2 separate regions of the Mus musculus genome follow, and region 2 is linked to region 1. A link is a loop called in an ENCODE intact Hi-C map of the cell type or tissue named here. Cell type or tissue: left cerebral cortex. All regions are shown on one strand.

Region 1 (8,000 bases):
TATTTAATTGTTTGTTGTTTCTTTTTTTAATGCTAAAAATCTCAGAAAAAAAATGCCTTTTTAACACGCAAGGTTTATTTCACCATGTCAGTGGCATGCATTCTTTTCATGTTCTTTATTCTTTCCTGTTACTGTAGCAAAGAAAATGAAAGCACAAAGGACGAGCTGTCCATCCAGAGGATGAAGGCTTTATTTGAGAGCCAGCGGGCCCTGGATATTGAGCGGAAACTGTTTACAAATGAAAGACACCTGCAGCTCTCAGAAAGTGAAAACATGAAACTGAGAGCGAAGCTAGATGAACTCAAGCTGAAGTATGAACCGGAAGGTGTGTTCTATAGGCTCTTACCTTTCAGATTGGGAGGAACCCTGAGAAACTATAAACCAACTTGTCATTATGTCTCTAGTACAGTGGAGCTGTCAAATGTGTAGGAAAACTAAGAGGTTGGTCACTGCATAAGCATGAATATAATCATGTTTTCTCTTAGGATAGCTGAGTTCAACATACTGAATAGCAAGAACTTGAGCTTTTCTCCTTTAAGATTGTAGCATCTCAGCTGGGCATGATGGTGCACGCCTTTAATCCCAGCACGCGGGAGGCAGAGGCAGGCGGATTTCTGAGTTCGAGGCAGCCTGGTCCTGAGTTCCAGGACAGCCAGGGTGATACAGAGAAACTCTGTCTCGAAAAACCAAAACCAAAAAAAAAAAAAAAAAAAAAAAAAAATTGTAGCATCTCAGGGTGTTCCAACGGGTTTTGAAGTTACTTTGAGGAAGGGTCTCACTGAGTAGTTCAGGCTGGCCTCATATTCATAATCTTCTTTATTCTGCCTCCTGAATGGAATCAAAGATGTGTGTTTCATTTCGTTGAAGCAGCTGATACCGAGAGCTAGACCAGTTACAGAAGAACTAGCAAGACTTCTGTTCTAGGACTTTCTCCTTCCTTCCTCTCTCCCTAACTCCCTCAGCCCATCTTTCTCCCCTTCTGATGAACCTCTGGAGGAGCATTCCAGGACTGATGGAGTACTGTGCATGTTAGGATCCAGGCTCTTTAGATGTTGTCTGTTGCCATTCCATTGACCAGAAACTAGTCATGTGTCCCAGGACTCACCACCAGAAATGCAGAGAAGATGTAGTTTTGACCTCAAGAGCTATCCATATTGAGAGTTCTAATTGTTTTTCTTCTGACACATAGTAATTGGACACAAGGGTGCAATGTGATGTTTCCACTTATGTATTGTATAATGTTCAAATCAAGGTAAATTAATATCCATTCCTGTAGAAACATCTCAGAATTACTCATGATTTTAAGTTGAATATCTTATACTTTATCCTTTTGAAGTTGAGAAAACTCTTTGAAAGTTTTCTTCCTAACTCTGACTTACAAAGTACGTTATTGTTAACTGTGGCTGTCATGGTGTTAGAGCTCCCAGGCATAGGAGATCACATAATAGTTACTTTTTAAGCATGTATTTATTATTGCATGTGAGTGTGTACCTGTATGTATGTGTGCTTACACAGCACAGCATGTGTGTGCTGATCAGACACCAACATTGTAAGGCTGGATCCCTCTTTCTACCTCTGCAGTTCCTAGAGCATGAAGTCGCATTCTCAGGCTCATGAGGCAAGCAACTACCAGTGAGCCATCTCCTAGCCCCTATTTTGCCTTTTTATAAAGTCAGATTGTTTGTGAGGTATTTTGGTTTGGGGTTTTTATAATTTGTAGACACTAATGTTGTATCAGGCGTGTAATTTGCTGATGTTTCCTTCTACCCTGTAGATGCTTTTCATTGCTTCCTTTGCTGTTCCAGGGATCTTAGGGTGATACAGGGCCTCATGTTTATTTTTGCTTTGATTGCTTGTGCTTTCTTCACGAGCTCAGTCATGCAGCCATCACTCTGTTTTCTTAGCGCAGTTAATTGAAGAGCTCCTCCTTTCCCTGTCCCATGTTCTGACGTTGTGAACATATGAGCTGAGTGGTGGGGGTTGGTTACTTCCCAGCTCTTTGTTCAGTCTGTACTCGTGTTCCTTCTATTGCTGCCTTCCTTGGGGTCTGAAAACATTTCATGGGACCTGGGTTTGGGTTTGGTTTTTGTTCGTTTCTGTTCAGAATTGGTTTTTTCCTAATATGTGATCTTCATATGCAGTAGAGAAGATGGGAATTCTACAGCTGTTGGATAGACTGTTTTGTGAGTTTGTATCAGCTCCATTGAAGTGTAGAGTACACTTGAAATGCACCATGTTGCTGATTTTATCTGGATGACTTCCATGGCTGTAAGTGGGGTGTTGCCCTCCACAGTTGTTGCTTGTCCAGCTGTCCCTCTAATACAGATTTGATCACGCCTGCATGGCATGCTTCTGTGTATAGTTATACTACAGACCTGGTCTGGGCCCCTTTATTGTTCCTCCATGTCCCAGCCTTATGGTTTTGATGTGAAGTTTATTTGACTTGACAAATATCTCACTTTCTCTGGTGGAGTACATCTTTATTCATTCATTTTTAGCCTCTGCATATCCTTGTAGATGACCAAGTCTCGTGTTGGCATCGTCATTTGCTCTTGTTTTTGTAATCCCTTCAGCTACTCTCTGTCTTACTAGATTATGTGATCCGTCTGCATCCAGGGCAATTACTGACCACTAAGAACCTGCTGCTGCTGCTGCATTGCGGCTGGTTTTCTAGTGTGCCTTTTCTTCCTTTCTTTTCTCCTACCATCTTCACTGCTGAGTAACGTTTCTTAGTCATTACGTTTGGTTCCCTGCCTTAGATTTTAACTTTTTACTTATAATGACCATGAAGCCCATAAAGAACCTCTTAATATGTAAAACAAGTTATGCTGAACAGAGCTGTGACCGTTTTCACTACAAAGGCAAAACCAAAACAAACTACCCTTCCCTTAGCTTCATTTCTCTTCTTGTTTTTAGTTTTGTTGTCAAATTTTAAATCATTTTATATTTCTTATCCTGTAAGAATTGATTGGAATTGTTCCTTTGTTAGTGTTTTTAAATCTTCCTGCTGAGAGCACAGGGGCTGTGGCTCTCAACTTTGAATATTCAAGGATTTTCTCTGAGTATTTCAGGGGTTAAACCTTCAGATACTTCTTCCACACTCAAAATTTATTTCTATGTATATGAGTGTTTTGTCTGCATGTCTGTCTGTACACCATGTACATGCCTGGTGCCTGCAGAGATCGGAAGATGTCAGATAACCCGGAACCGGAGTTAAGAATAGTTGTGAGCTGCCATATGGTTGCTGGGAACTGAACTCAGGTCCTCTGGAAGAGCAGCTAGTGCCCTTAACCACTGAGCATGTCCCTCCTCCCCAGCTTCGCATGGTTTCATGGTGCACATTTGCATTGTCTCTTATTTTTTGGTTTTGGTTTTGGTTTTTCGAGACAGGGATTCTCTGTGTAGCCCTGGCTGTCCTGGAACTCACTCTGTAGACCAGGCTGTCCTCGAACTCAGAAATCGCCTGCCTCTGCCTCCGGAGTGCTGGGATTAAAGGCGTGCGCCACCACCGCCCGGGGTATCTTCTCTTTCTTTTGAGCATCCTTTAGCTTTTATTAGGGAAGGGTGTCCGGCAGCTTTCCCCTTCAGTATCTGAAGTCCCCTGCAGTGCTGCCATTCTCTCACCTGCCCTGTGCTGCTCTTGAATGTTCTCTTTGACCTTTGAGAATTTGACTCTGTCCAGACTTTTGATCTTCCCATCTTTTTACATTTCTTGGGTTTATAGAGTTTTCTGTTATTCCTTTGGATAAACTTTGCACTTTTTGTCATTCTCTAGTTTTCTTCTGGACACCTTTGGATGGTATCTCCTAAAATGCTGACATTTTCTTTCTTCCTTCTCACTCATTTTCGTTTTCTTCTTTATTTTCAAGCAGCCTATCTTTAAAGCTCACTATTCTTTACTCTGGTTGATCAGTTCTGTGGTTTATGTCATCTACTTCAATTTTCACTGGTTTTTTTCCTTATATTTTTTGTTATCTGGAAGGATAATTGATGGAAATAAAGATTCTTATTCCACCTTTCATCTTGACTTTTTTCTTCCCTCCCTCCCTCCCTCCCTTCCTAACTTTGAGAGGTTCTCAAAGTTATATATGCAGTCTTGGTGAGTGTAGAACTCGTTGTATACTCCATACTTGAATTCGAGAACCTACTGCTGATGCCTGCTAAGTGCTGGAATTAAAGCTGTGCGCCATCATTCCTGACTCAGAGTTCTGTCCATTTTGATGGGGGAAATATCCTACATCTAATTACTCAGGAAATAGCCTGCCTATCCAGTCTTTGCAGCTGATCTATTGCAAACAGTGGGTTGTATGGTATAGAGGTTGAAAGTTAGAAAGTCAGTGTTAAGAAATGTATGAATTCTGTGCTTCTGACCCATCTCCTCCCCAGAAGGCTGGGTTAACTAACATGTTAGGTTTAAGGATTCTTCACCAGGTCCTTTGCCTAACTCGGCAGTCATCTCTGGGAACTCTATTAAGTCTCACCACTAGGGGGAGGTGTTCACAATAGAAAGATTTTTTTTTATAGTTTTTTTTTTTTTTTAAAGGCGTCTTTATCCTTTTTTTTCTCTTTGACTCCAATAGGCTCCCCTGATTAAGAATCACCCATTATGACATTGCCATGTTTCTGCCTTGATGATAATGGACTGAATTTCTGAACATATAACCCACCCCAATTAAATATTATCCTTATGAAAAGAAAAAATTACCCATTATGAATTTCTAAGGTCTGCCAACCTAGCAAAGACTCGAGGTGGTGGGAGTCAGGGTGATTGAGAAGCACAGAGGAAAAGAGAGGTGGGGTCTGGCTGACCTGAGAGCAGCAGCGCGAGCAGGGAGCCTTCCTGTGCAGGACCTCAGGCCGCTGATGTGCTGATGTTGAAAATGAAAGGGCACATTGATGTGTCGGTGGGAGGAAGGCATTAGGGCAAGTCACTGAGTGGCTGTGGGACCCTCATAGGGGATCAGTAGGCCATGAGGATAGGGGCTCTGCAGTAGCTGCTGGGAGGCAGGGTGTGGTTGGGACTGGGGAAACGTGCATCACACAAGTGGCCAGCATCTGAATATATTTTATAGATGAGTCCAGTAGGCATACATTACCAATATTCAGAGTTCCATCCTTCATTTCATCTCTACAAGACAGTACTGAATGAAGCAGGTTTGGTGTTCTTTAATTTAAAGATATCGAAGTGCAGAGAAGTTACTGCCTGAGATCACCTGGCTGCAGTGTGGGACCCGATCCAGAACTCCTGGACTCGGCCACTGCTGCCTTCCCTCCCAGAGGTTTCAGGAAGATGGCCTGCATTCCTGCTGTCACCTGCACATCCTGGTCAGCCTGGGCTTTCTAGATTACAGAATCGACAAGGAAAACATTGCAGATAGTCTTAGAAGACAGAGTTGATGGTGTGTGGGGCCCGAGCTGGAGTTCAGCGAGGGTAAAGCCTGGAGTCCTTTCCTGGACCACAGAAAGAGAACAGTGAAGAGTGCCTGCCAGAGAGACGGGGTGAAAACAGAGGAAGGAAGCAGAAATGAAGATGACCAGGAGAGTGAAGGAGGCTGGAAGGAGAGCCAAGAAAATGGGGACATACCACGTGTGTGGGGTGCTCAACATGCAGTATATACTTACATGAAAATTAAAAGTATATATTTTATCAAAGAGAAAAGTATATCTTCAGAGTACCAAAAAGAGAAATGAGTTTATGTATAACTCACTGAGTTTCCTTGGGTTGTGTCTTTGTTTTATTCAATAAGCATATATTTTAATGACTGTTTTTCAGAGAGAATTGAAGTACCTGTACTCAAAAGGAGGCGCGAGGTGCTGCCATTGAATATAACCACGCCAGAAGAAACAGAAGAAACAGCTGCTGCCAGTGCCACTGAGGATGGAGTTTCTAGACTCCCACCTCACAGGGAGGAGGAATCCTGTCTTAATAGCTTAAAAGATAACACTGTGCAGTGGAAACAGCCAGCCTCTTCATGTGTGCAGCCAGCCAGCCTCTCTCCTCATAAGAACCTGCATCTGGATACACAGCCGAAGAAGGAGAAGAAGTGTGTGAAGCTTGTGGATAGTCCGGCCAACATTGAGGTCTTACATGAACAAAGTGGGAATACCCCCAATTCTCCCAGGTCAGTGTCTTTCTGCCTGGCTGCCAGTAGCCTTCTCCATCATTCCTTTCTCACCGCCTGCATTGTGCCGTGTGGCTCTGTCTATGTTCCCAGCACTGTGTGCACTGGAGCCCTGCAGTCTGGGCACTGTGTGCACTGGAGCTCTGCAGTCTGGGCACTGTGTGCACTGGAGCGCTGCAGTCTGAGCACTGTGTGCACTGGAGCTCTGCAGTCTGAGCACTGTGTGCACTGGAGCCCTGCAGTCTGGGCACTGTGTGCACTGGAGCTCTGCAGTCTGAGCACTGTGTGCACTGGAGCTCTGCAGTCTGAGCACTGTGCACTGGAGCCCTGCAGTCTGAGCACTGTGCACTGGAGCTCTGCAGTCTGAGCACTGTGTGCACTGGAGCCCTGCAGTCTGAGCACTGTGTGCACTAGAGCTCTGCAGTCTGAGTACTGTGTGCACTGGAGCTCTGCAGTCTGGGCACTGTGTGCACTGGAGCTCTGCAGTCTGAGCACTGTGTGCACTGGAGCTCTGCAGTCTGAGTACTGTGTGCACTGGAGCTCTGCAGTCTGAGCACTGTGTGCACTGGAGCTCTGCAGTCTGAACACTGTGCACTGGAGCCCTGCAGTCTGGGCACTGTGTGCACTGGAGCTCTGCAGTCTGGGCACTGTGTGCACTGGAGTCCTGCAGTCTGAGCACTGTGTGCACTGGAGCCCTGCAGTCTGAGCACTGTGTGCACTGGAGCCCTGCAGTCTGAGCACTGTGTGCACTGGAGCCCTGCAGTCTGAGCACTGTGTGCACTGGAGCTCTGCAGTCTGGGCACTGTGTGCACTGGAGCTCTGCAGTCTGTTTGAGCACTGTGTGCACTGGAGGTCTACAGTCTGGGTGGCCTTCCTTTGTTTTTTTTTCAGAGGGTCAGGTAGACTCAGGTGACTGCAGGAGGAGGGGGCTGTGAACAGCAAGTGATGCTAGGCAGTTATACTTCCCAGTCCACAGAGCAAAGACAGCTCAGCCCAGCTTTCCAGAGTGTCTTGCTGGGTGGGATAAATAAATAAACTGTTGTTTTTCTCTTAGTTCAAGTAGCCATGAAAGAAAAACCAACTTTCTCAAAGGGCTTTCCAGTAGTCTAAGACATTTAGACTTAAGTTTTTTGGTAAGAACAGGTAAAAGTTTTTGTGGTTTTTCCATATTTATACTAAGCTTTCAGAAATAGGCTTTGATGCATGCTTGACATTTTTAAATATCAAAGCTAATTTAGTTTCATTTTTATTTCAAAACTTCAAAGCTTCCAGCTTTCTGTGTAATGGAGTTTGTGACTAACAAAGTATGGGAGGGTCTGTGAGGGAATCATTGTTCCAGGGCTCTCTCTGTCCCTTGGGAAAGTCAAACTCATAGAGATGAGAAGGTAGAGTGTCTGGAGCCCAGGCACCTGATACAGCAGGGTCAGGGCAGTGGTAAACGTGGACCTGATCTAGATGTCCAACACCCCAGGTATTGGTGAAGGATGTGTGGTATGTATACAGTGCAACCGTGGAGGCCACAGAGCTGGGTAATTTGGAGAAAGATGAATACAAGTAGAGCTGCTCATGCTAAACTAATTAAACCGTCTCTTAAACAGTACATTCTCTGATTTGTGACACCCAAACTTTATATGTGCATAAAATCATATATGTGCATGTAACATGAAAACAGAAGCAAAGTCTGAAGGGACAGGCACAGGAAGGATAGGGTGGAACACAGGTACCCTCACACTTGCACAGAAAATTTTAAAAAGTGAGTAAGGAAAGTGAAGGAGCCAGATCGTTTTAAGGAGATGAATGATGTCTGCATGCAGTACAGTGACAACTGTATTTAAAATAAAGCTGTATACATTTAAAAGTTGAGCATATTGATGAACA
Region 2 (8,000 bases), 680 kb after region 1:
AGGGGAGGCTGGCATGTTTTACAAAGCAATTAAAGCCTAATACCTCCAAATCAGAAACCGGTACCCGTCTTTTCTCATGAGTGCAGATATAAGTTTACAAAACTGAGAATTTATCCTTCCTATGTTCAGAAGGACTGAAAATTGAAAAGACACTTTGTGGTGTCACTGCAGGGTGCAGTGTGAGGTAAAGCCTTGTCCAGATGTCACCTAAAATTAGCTCTCATTTGCTCAGTGCTGGAAATCATGGCTAAGACAGGGTAGCCAAAGGCTCCCAGCTCTCCCCAATGACCACCCTGTGCCATCATGTGGAGGATTCAATTCTACACAGAAATCCAACCCTCGCCCCCAACCCCTGCCATGGTCTCATGACCCCAAAGGAATGTGTGGACCTTCTTAGGATGTTTCAAGTGAGAATATAATAAAGTCAGCATATTCTCTAAGGCTTGCTGCGGGAGTTTGTCTGTAGGTAGTAGCTAGTACTGACCGTCCGTGCTGGATGCTGTTGTCACACTCAAATGTTGGTCAATGAAGTACCCACCTTGGAAAATCACCCACAGGAAAGCCAAGCTCTCAAAAAGAACATTTTGACTTTTTCTGGAGGAAATAGAAAATGAAATATAAAAGTCAATTATCTTGAAAGTAAGAGGGGCAACTTCACTCACAAATGCTGTACTTTATAGCTCAGTTGGAAAACAATCGTTCAAGTGTTTCCCGGGCTAAATTCAAAGGAAAGAAATTTAAAAAACAAGAAATCAAGTCTAAGCCTCCCTCTACCTATTCCTCTTATTGAGTCTTCCTTAGGCTGGGGGCGGGGGGGGGGGGAGACAAAGGACTTGAAACACAATAAACAAGTATTCTGTGCTAATCTAGCCACAAACCCTTCCCCTTAAAGCTGGGTATCAAGAAATTACTTTTGTTTACCCTAACCTATTGGCACAGACCCCACCATTCCTCGGGCCTTCTCCCAAAGATGATGTGGACACGTCTGCTCTTTTTCTCTAAGAATTTGAGGGTAAAGTTATCACCAACTCCTCCAGCTAAGCCTAAGGTGCTTCACTGTACCCACTCAATATCCTCTACCTTCTCCTCCACAGAAACTCCACAGGAAGGGCAGAGGGGACACAGCCTTCATCTAAATATGAAGAAGTTACAGAGCCTCATCTATACTAAATAATGCAAGCTTCACAATCGCCTCCATTACCGCCACTCACCCACTCTGGGCAATTTCATTCTGCTAGCTCAAGGCAAGATGTAGGAATGATTTTATGATCTCCACGGATGGCTTTCAGAGACAAATATTTTCTTCCGTCACCAATGACTACATTCAGAATTGCCTGGAGGTTGAATTTTTCTGCTGCAGATTATCTGCTGTGGAACTGTAGGCCTTGGTTCCCCTCATCTGTAAAATGGGGTAACACAGCACCTACCTTGCAGGATTGTGGTGAAGGTTTAATGAGATAATGCTTAGCACATGATGAGTGCTCAGTGGGCTGTCAATGGTTAAGGTCAACTCTGGCTCAAGCTTGTGCCATGGTTTATCAGCAGCTCCTGGGTTGGCTGATGCAAGAGAGAGGATCTTATTATGCTCAGAAAGGCCCACAGGAAGTGATGAGGACTCAGCTCTTCCACAAACGCCCAAGAGTCATTTGTGTGAGTTCTTGCTTTCCTGGGGAGCCAGCTAGCAGGGCTTGGGAGTAACGTAGCTCAGACCAGCTCCCGCTGGATATCAGGGTGATGGTGGCTCCCTGGAGAATCCTTGCTGGCTCCATGTGCACCTGCCCAAGCTTGCACGCCCGCACATGTGCCTTCTTCCTTACTGTGCATTGCCTCTTCACATCTAGGCACAGCCAGATCCCTGCAGTCCAGGCCAGAGACAAAAGCCATTGCTGATCCCTGAGTGAGGCCCAGTGCATTTCAACCTGAGGATTTATACCAAGCAGAAAGATCCACAGAATAGGAAAATGCAAATCAATTGTGGAATATAATATTATCATTGTCAACATAAAAGACTTTTATTTACTGCTCCTTAAAAGAAAATACCCCATGGTGCCATTTGTTTCAGGGAATGCAAAAAAGGTTTCAACAACTAACATGGCATGTTTCTGAGCAAAATATGCCCCATATGTGATGTTGGAGCGCAGATTGTCAGTGGCCACTTGTGTGTCTGTGTTCTTGCAAACAAACCCATGACCCAGAGTCACAGAAGGTCACTGCCAGCCTTCCTCTCTGAGCAATAGGCCATCTATTCCCACCCTCCACAAATGAGCCAGGCAATACTGTAAGACAGGACACAGGGTGTGCATATTTCAGGATAAGGTAACTGAGTAGCTGCTTGGTTTCAGGGACAATGGTGGAGCTCAAACATGTGAAGAGCTGACATAGCTCTGGGCAAAGGGTGGAAAGAAGTCCTCTAGAGCTGCAGTTCCCAGCCTGTGGGTCATGGCCCCTTAGGGAAACCTCCATCTCCACAATTATTTGCATTATTTCTCCTAACAGTGGCAAAATTACAGTTATGAAGTAGCAATAATTTTGAAATAATTTTGTGGTTGGGGGGGGTCACCACAACATGAGGAGCTGTATTCAAGGTCACAGCATTAGCAAGGGTGAAGATCAGTGTGCTCAGTTATACCCTTACAACAGTAGACTCACTTAAGTTCAAAATCATTTACCATTTTTTGTCTTCCACTGGGTACAGACCAAGGATGACACCACGACATTTGAGGAGTTGATTAATGCATGTTTTCTTTTCTCTTTCTTTCTTTCTTCTTTCTTTCTTTCTTTCTTTCTTTCTTTCTTTCTTTCTTTCTTTCTTTTTGAGTTTGGGGTTTTTTTAAATGAGTTTAACATGAAACATAACAGCAACCATTTTAGTTTTGAGTGGGACTGAGTCTAAATTTATAAGGCTTCAAACAATAATAATTACCTTAATGACACTTTATATAAAATAACATATATTCTACATGGTTCTCTCAATAGCCTTTGGAAATGTCCAAGTACAAGAGACCACTGATATCTGCAAGGGATTGGCCATATAAATCGCTGCAGATACCAAAATGCAAGGCTGTTCTAATTCCTAATATTAGATGGCATAGCATTTGCATGTATCTTATGGGCACCTTCTCATATAACTTCAATAATTTCTAACACCCATTACTATCAGGGGCTAGATATTTTGCTGATAATAACAAAAAAATACCTACACATGTTCAATGCAAGTATTCTCAAAATTTTTCCTTTCACTCTTGATTGTATTCGCAGATGTGAAGCCTAAAGATACAAAGGTCTGGAAGTATTACTACAGGCAATTTGCCCACGAGCAATCAGAGGCTCGAGGAAGGTGAGGTATAACCTGGCCTGTATGGGGAGAAGCTGAGATACGTACTTGTGTCTCTCTTGCTGCAGAGGTATCCATCCAGATCCCCCTGCTCCACCCCACCCCACTCTGGCTACACCACCTCACCCTGGCTATTCCACTCCACCCTGCCCCACCTTTGCAGGCAGCATCTTGTGGGCATCACACTGCACTCCCAGGGGAGAGGGATTCTCATACACTCGAGAAACTGATACTCAAGAGAGGAAAACCATTAACCATTGTCACTTGGACATGATGCAGTTTGACAGGAACCTGAAGCTCAAGCCCAGATTCTAGATCCTGTGAGAGCTCAGAGGCATTATAGTGTCATGCCTTGTATCCCTCCTTCATGTTACATGAGTGTATTGACTTCAAGCTTCCAAACCAGTAACCCCATTTCTTGCCCTCCCCCCATTCCTTTCTCTGTTTTCACTTGCAGCTCTTGTAAGCAAGGAGCACCTCCATGTGTTGCGATATGAAAATGGGCCCCTACAGACAGCTGATATCATATGCAGACCCCCCTGAAAGACTTCCTTGTGGAGGTGACATTGAACTGAGACCTGGCCCTGCACAGACCTGGTGACGAGTTCCGGGAGGGACCGTGCCAAGCCCCAAAGTGCCATGCTTTGGGTGGCCACTCACCCCAGAGTTTCCATGATGATACCAAGGTCACCCAGTCCAGACTCAAATTTCAATCAACAATGAATCATAACCACCCCAGGAGTCTAACAGCCCACACCCCAAACCTCCACCGAACCCACCACACCCACAATGACAGTTTATTTGACCAACACAGAGGAGATTATTCCAAAATATACTTGGTAAGAGGAAACATCCACAGGGAGGTGAGCTTCAGTTTCATCTTTAAACAGCTTTCGGCATTTGCTATGTGTTACTTGCACCTGCTGGAAGGGTTGGGCCTCTGCAGTTAACTCGCACAAACCCTGTTTTCCTTTGGATAATTCTGTGTGAACAGAATGGGGGACAGCTACTAAGAGGCTAGATGGAGTCAAGTGTCCTGGGTGCACACTCACCTTGCTCATGTAGTTTCCTTCAGCCCCAGGAGGAAGGCACCGGAAGCCCCACCTTAATAACCAGGGACATCAGGTCACTGAGAGGCAAAACAACATCCTTGAGACTACATAGCACTAAGTGAGAGAGAAGAATCTAGCCCTAGCTCACCAGTCACTTATCCATTAAGTAATCAAATGTATGGATCACTAAAAGGTTCCAGGTATGTTGCTAAAGGACTAGGGCAGCATGATCTTGTTGGATTATCAAGATGTTTTATTCTTGTTCTCATCCTGTCTCATAGCGCTCTTGCCTCGACTTCTTGTATTGCTAGCCCCATTTTGCAGATGAGAAAACTGAGACTAAGGGGGTGAAGCAGTTCACTTTGTCATTCGGCTCCTGTGGTAAAGCGAGGATTCAAACCAAGATAAGCCCAGTCTCTCTTCCTTTAAGTGACTCATGCCAAGAGAGGGAAAGATGGAGACATTCCACATTTAAGATTAGAAAGTAGGATAGCAGAATGTAAAGCCTGGCTCCAAGCCGGATCCTGGTCCCCAGGGAAACGCACTAATCAGCATTTACCTGACAGAAGTACAATTGTGAGCAGTAGGTTGCATTTTTTTTTTAAAAAAGCCATATCAATTTCAAATTTACACTGTGATTCAGGAAGGGAATGTATTGATCCCTTGGAAGCTCACACTGAAGTATTCATAGGTACGGGTGGTATTAACTGCAACTCTCCCTATTGTTAAGGGAAAATATCTGTGCCGTGCACACGTGCGTATGTGTATACAGAGAAAGAGCAGACGAGACGAAGTGTTCCAGAGGATGAATCTGGTGAGCACACTCATGCTTCTGAAGTCATTGCCCGGAACAACTGTATGAGGTAGGAGGACGGAAAGTTGGCAGTGTTGCCATGAGCTCATGGGAATTCCCTGAACCCTATTCCATGGATGGCTCATCTCACTCCTGGGTCATCCCCCCACACACACACACACCACCCCCGTTCTGCTTCTCTGAAGTTCTGCCACATCTAATTCATCCCTTCAGCTCTGCATGTCCAGTTTGTTAAACGCACACTGCCCTGAAAGCTATTCACCATTCCATTGCTCAGGAGCTACAGTGCAGAATGTCCATATTCACTCCTGGCTGAGACACTGTTTCTGGGTGAGCTTGTTCCACTGCAGAGAAGGGCATTGTGGAGTGAAGCAATGGAAGGTGAGAGGTGTGCGAGAGCAACACGGTGGACCAATTGCAGAGCCCGAAATGGTGAGGGCTAAGAGGAACCAGGGTACATTCCCAGAGGGGAAGAGAGGTTGCTTTCATACCAAGTCAGGAGAGGGCTGATCCCGAACCCAAGATGTGTATAAAGATGTATGTTTTTAAAAACTCCTCCTACTTGGTTATCATTTTCTCTGGAAAATAAATAAGCATTAACTAATAATAATAAGGTCGGAAGACATGACTCAGCAATTAAGAGCACTTACTGTTCTTACAGAGGGCCAAGTTCAGTTCCCAGAATCTACCTCAGGCAACTTGCAGCTCCCTGTAACTCCAGCTCCGGGGGATCCAAGGTCCTCCTCTATTCACACATGCACAGACCCCACACACAAACACGCAATTAAAAAGTAACTACAATCTTTAAACATGTTTTAATGAATGGCGATTACTGTTGCTAAAGCCAGTATCATCCAGGGCTTGCCTTTTAGATTAGCTTGCCACTCAGAGAAAAGTAGAAATAAGCAAAGCTGAAGTATAATACTAGAGAGCTACTCTAAGCACTAAAAGCTAAACATGATATCTGAATTGGGGGAGGTATTTTTTTCATGCAAAGAAGCATGTGACAAGTCACACTTGCCCAATGTCAGAAACAGGAAAAAAATCTGTGTGTTAATTAACAAAAATTAGAAATAATGATAATTTATAACACTTTGCAGTGATGCTTTTAGAGAAACTAGAAAAAAATTAAAAACAACCTCTGGAAACTTGTCATAGTGCTGCGTACCTGTAATTGAACTCTCAGAAGGTCAAACAGGGGGTTCAAGAGTTCAAAGCCAGCCTGTGCTATGTATTCAGTCTCAACAACAAAAAATCTGGGAAATAACACAAATACACAAAAATAAGGGAAAGACTAAATAAAGAGCAGCATACATATTGATTGAATATTAGAATAACAATTAGAAAACCTATACTTGTTATAGACTGACCTGTACCTATAATATTGAAACCCTAAGGTTGAAACCCTAACCCACCATCTCATGAGACAGTATCAGGCATGAGGGCATTAGTCAAGGCCAGATGAGATGGCGAATATGGAAGCATGGTCTGACACTCCCAGAGGTCAGACAGTGAGACAAGCAAGCTTCCTCAGAAGCAAACTGAGCAGCACGTTGAATTTGAACTTCCTGGCTTCCAGGTCAGGGACAAACGAGATTCTGTTGCTTAAACGACACAACTCATGCCACTTGTCTGGCGGTCCAAACAAACTAACATAATTCTCTCACCCAAAAACCTTAGGTGAGAAACAGTCTCAAAGCCAAAGTGTATTTGTGGTATTTTACAGCAACAGAAGGAGATGAAAAGTCCAGATTCACAATTCCACGCTGTGCCCACACTATTCTTATCAAGTCTGGGTGCTAGACATGGCAGAATGGCTTTTAGATGCATCATCACACCTAATGTTCCCAAAGGGGTGGATATAACCTCTATCCTTTGAGAGAGACTGAAAACAGAGTCAGGGGCCCAAGTCCCAGAAACGGGTTCGTGAAGCTCCAACTTGAACTGAGTCTTGTCCAAATCCACCTTGCTACGCGCTTCAGGTCTATGGACACTCAAAGCGGTGGACAGTTTGCCTCTGCAGCTGCAGAATAAATTTGTTGCTCATGGATACAAGCTGAGGCAGGCATGCCCCTAGCTGAGTGTGATGATTTCCTAAGCTCTCCTCCGTGCCCCTGGAGCAGCTCTCCTGCCCTGGGATGCTAACTTATTACTTGAGAAACATCTTCAGAAAGAGCTCGTTTTGTTTTCTGCCTTGGGAGAGCTAAGCTGACTCCTGAGCAGACATGGCGAACTTAGACATGGTTTGCAAGAGACCAGCGCTGTCTCTATCACTATCACATGTTCTGACTTTCCAGGGTGGGGTCCTTCTTAAGGCACTCCTATGCTCTGGGTCTATGAGAAAGGCTGCAGCAGACAGCTCGGGAGAGTCCTAATCTAGAAGTTTGTTTGGGAGGCTCTACCGCTACCTCCTATTGAAATCATACTATTTTTATTGCATCTCTCTGAAATCATCTTATTTTGACCCTATTTTAAGCGTATCATCTCTTTGATGCTCAGAACACCCCTGGATTTGCCTCCAGCTTTCCCCGCTATTTACTATTCTTTTGCTGCATCCTTGAGATACTCTTTGCTAAGCCCTACCTGACAGCAGAGGCGCTAAGGACTTCACTTAGGTTGTGACTTTCCAGCCCAGCTTAATCTCTTTGGAAAGACCCCTCCTCGCCCATGGGGGACCTCTGTGGCTCCGGGAAGCATTAGATCCTCGACTGTTCATGACCTAGAATAATCATGACCCGGAAATACTTACTGATGGGCGAATACAGAAAGAAGTGACTGATTTGCCTTAAGCTCCTGTTCC

What was found. Hi-C counts contacts between places; a loop is a spot of excess contacts. Peaks named below come from ENCODE experiments on the same cell type or tissue, not always from the same donor. Only the 100,000 strongest peaks of a DNase experiment are listed, where the experiment ranks them.
Region 2: it touches region 1 in a loop (3-fold over the local background); 9 of 42 quality-filtered maps call a loop at or near these places.

Annotation. Positions count from the first base shown.
Region 1 is chr11:34,811,448-34,819,447 of GRCm38, reverse strand. Spdl1 (spindle apparatus coiled-coil protein 1) reads left to right here. Exons shown (of 12, transcript NM_027411.2): 10 at 138-325; 11 at 5,774-6,122. Among named protein-coding and RNA genes, the nearest start is that of Spdl1, 18 kb to the left of the region's middle. In left cerebral cortex, a CTCF peak has its summit at 4,475 (motif pointing right); a DNase peak (open chromatin) is centred at 4,465.
Region 2 is chr11:34,130,863-34,138,862 of GRCm38, reverse strand. It overlaps Gm12121 (a long non-coding RNA gene), which reads right to left and starts at 1,918. Exons shown (of 5, transcript XR_872376.1): 1 at 1,212-1,918; 2 at 1-594. In left cerebral cortex, no CTCF peak of the experiment used is centred here; a DNase peak (open chromatin) is centred at 4,856.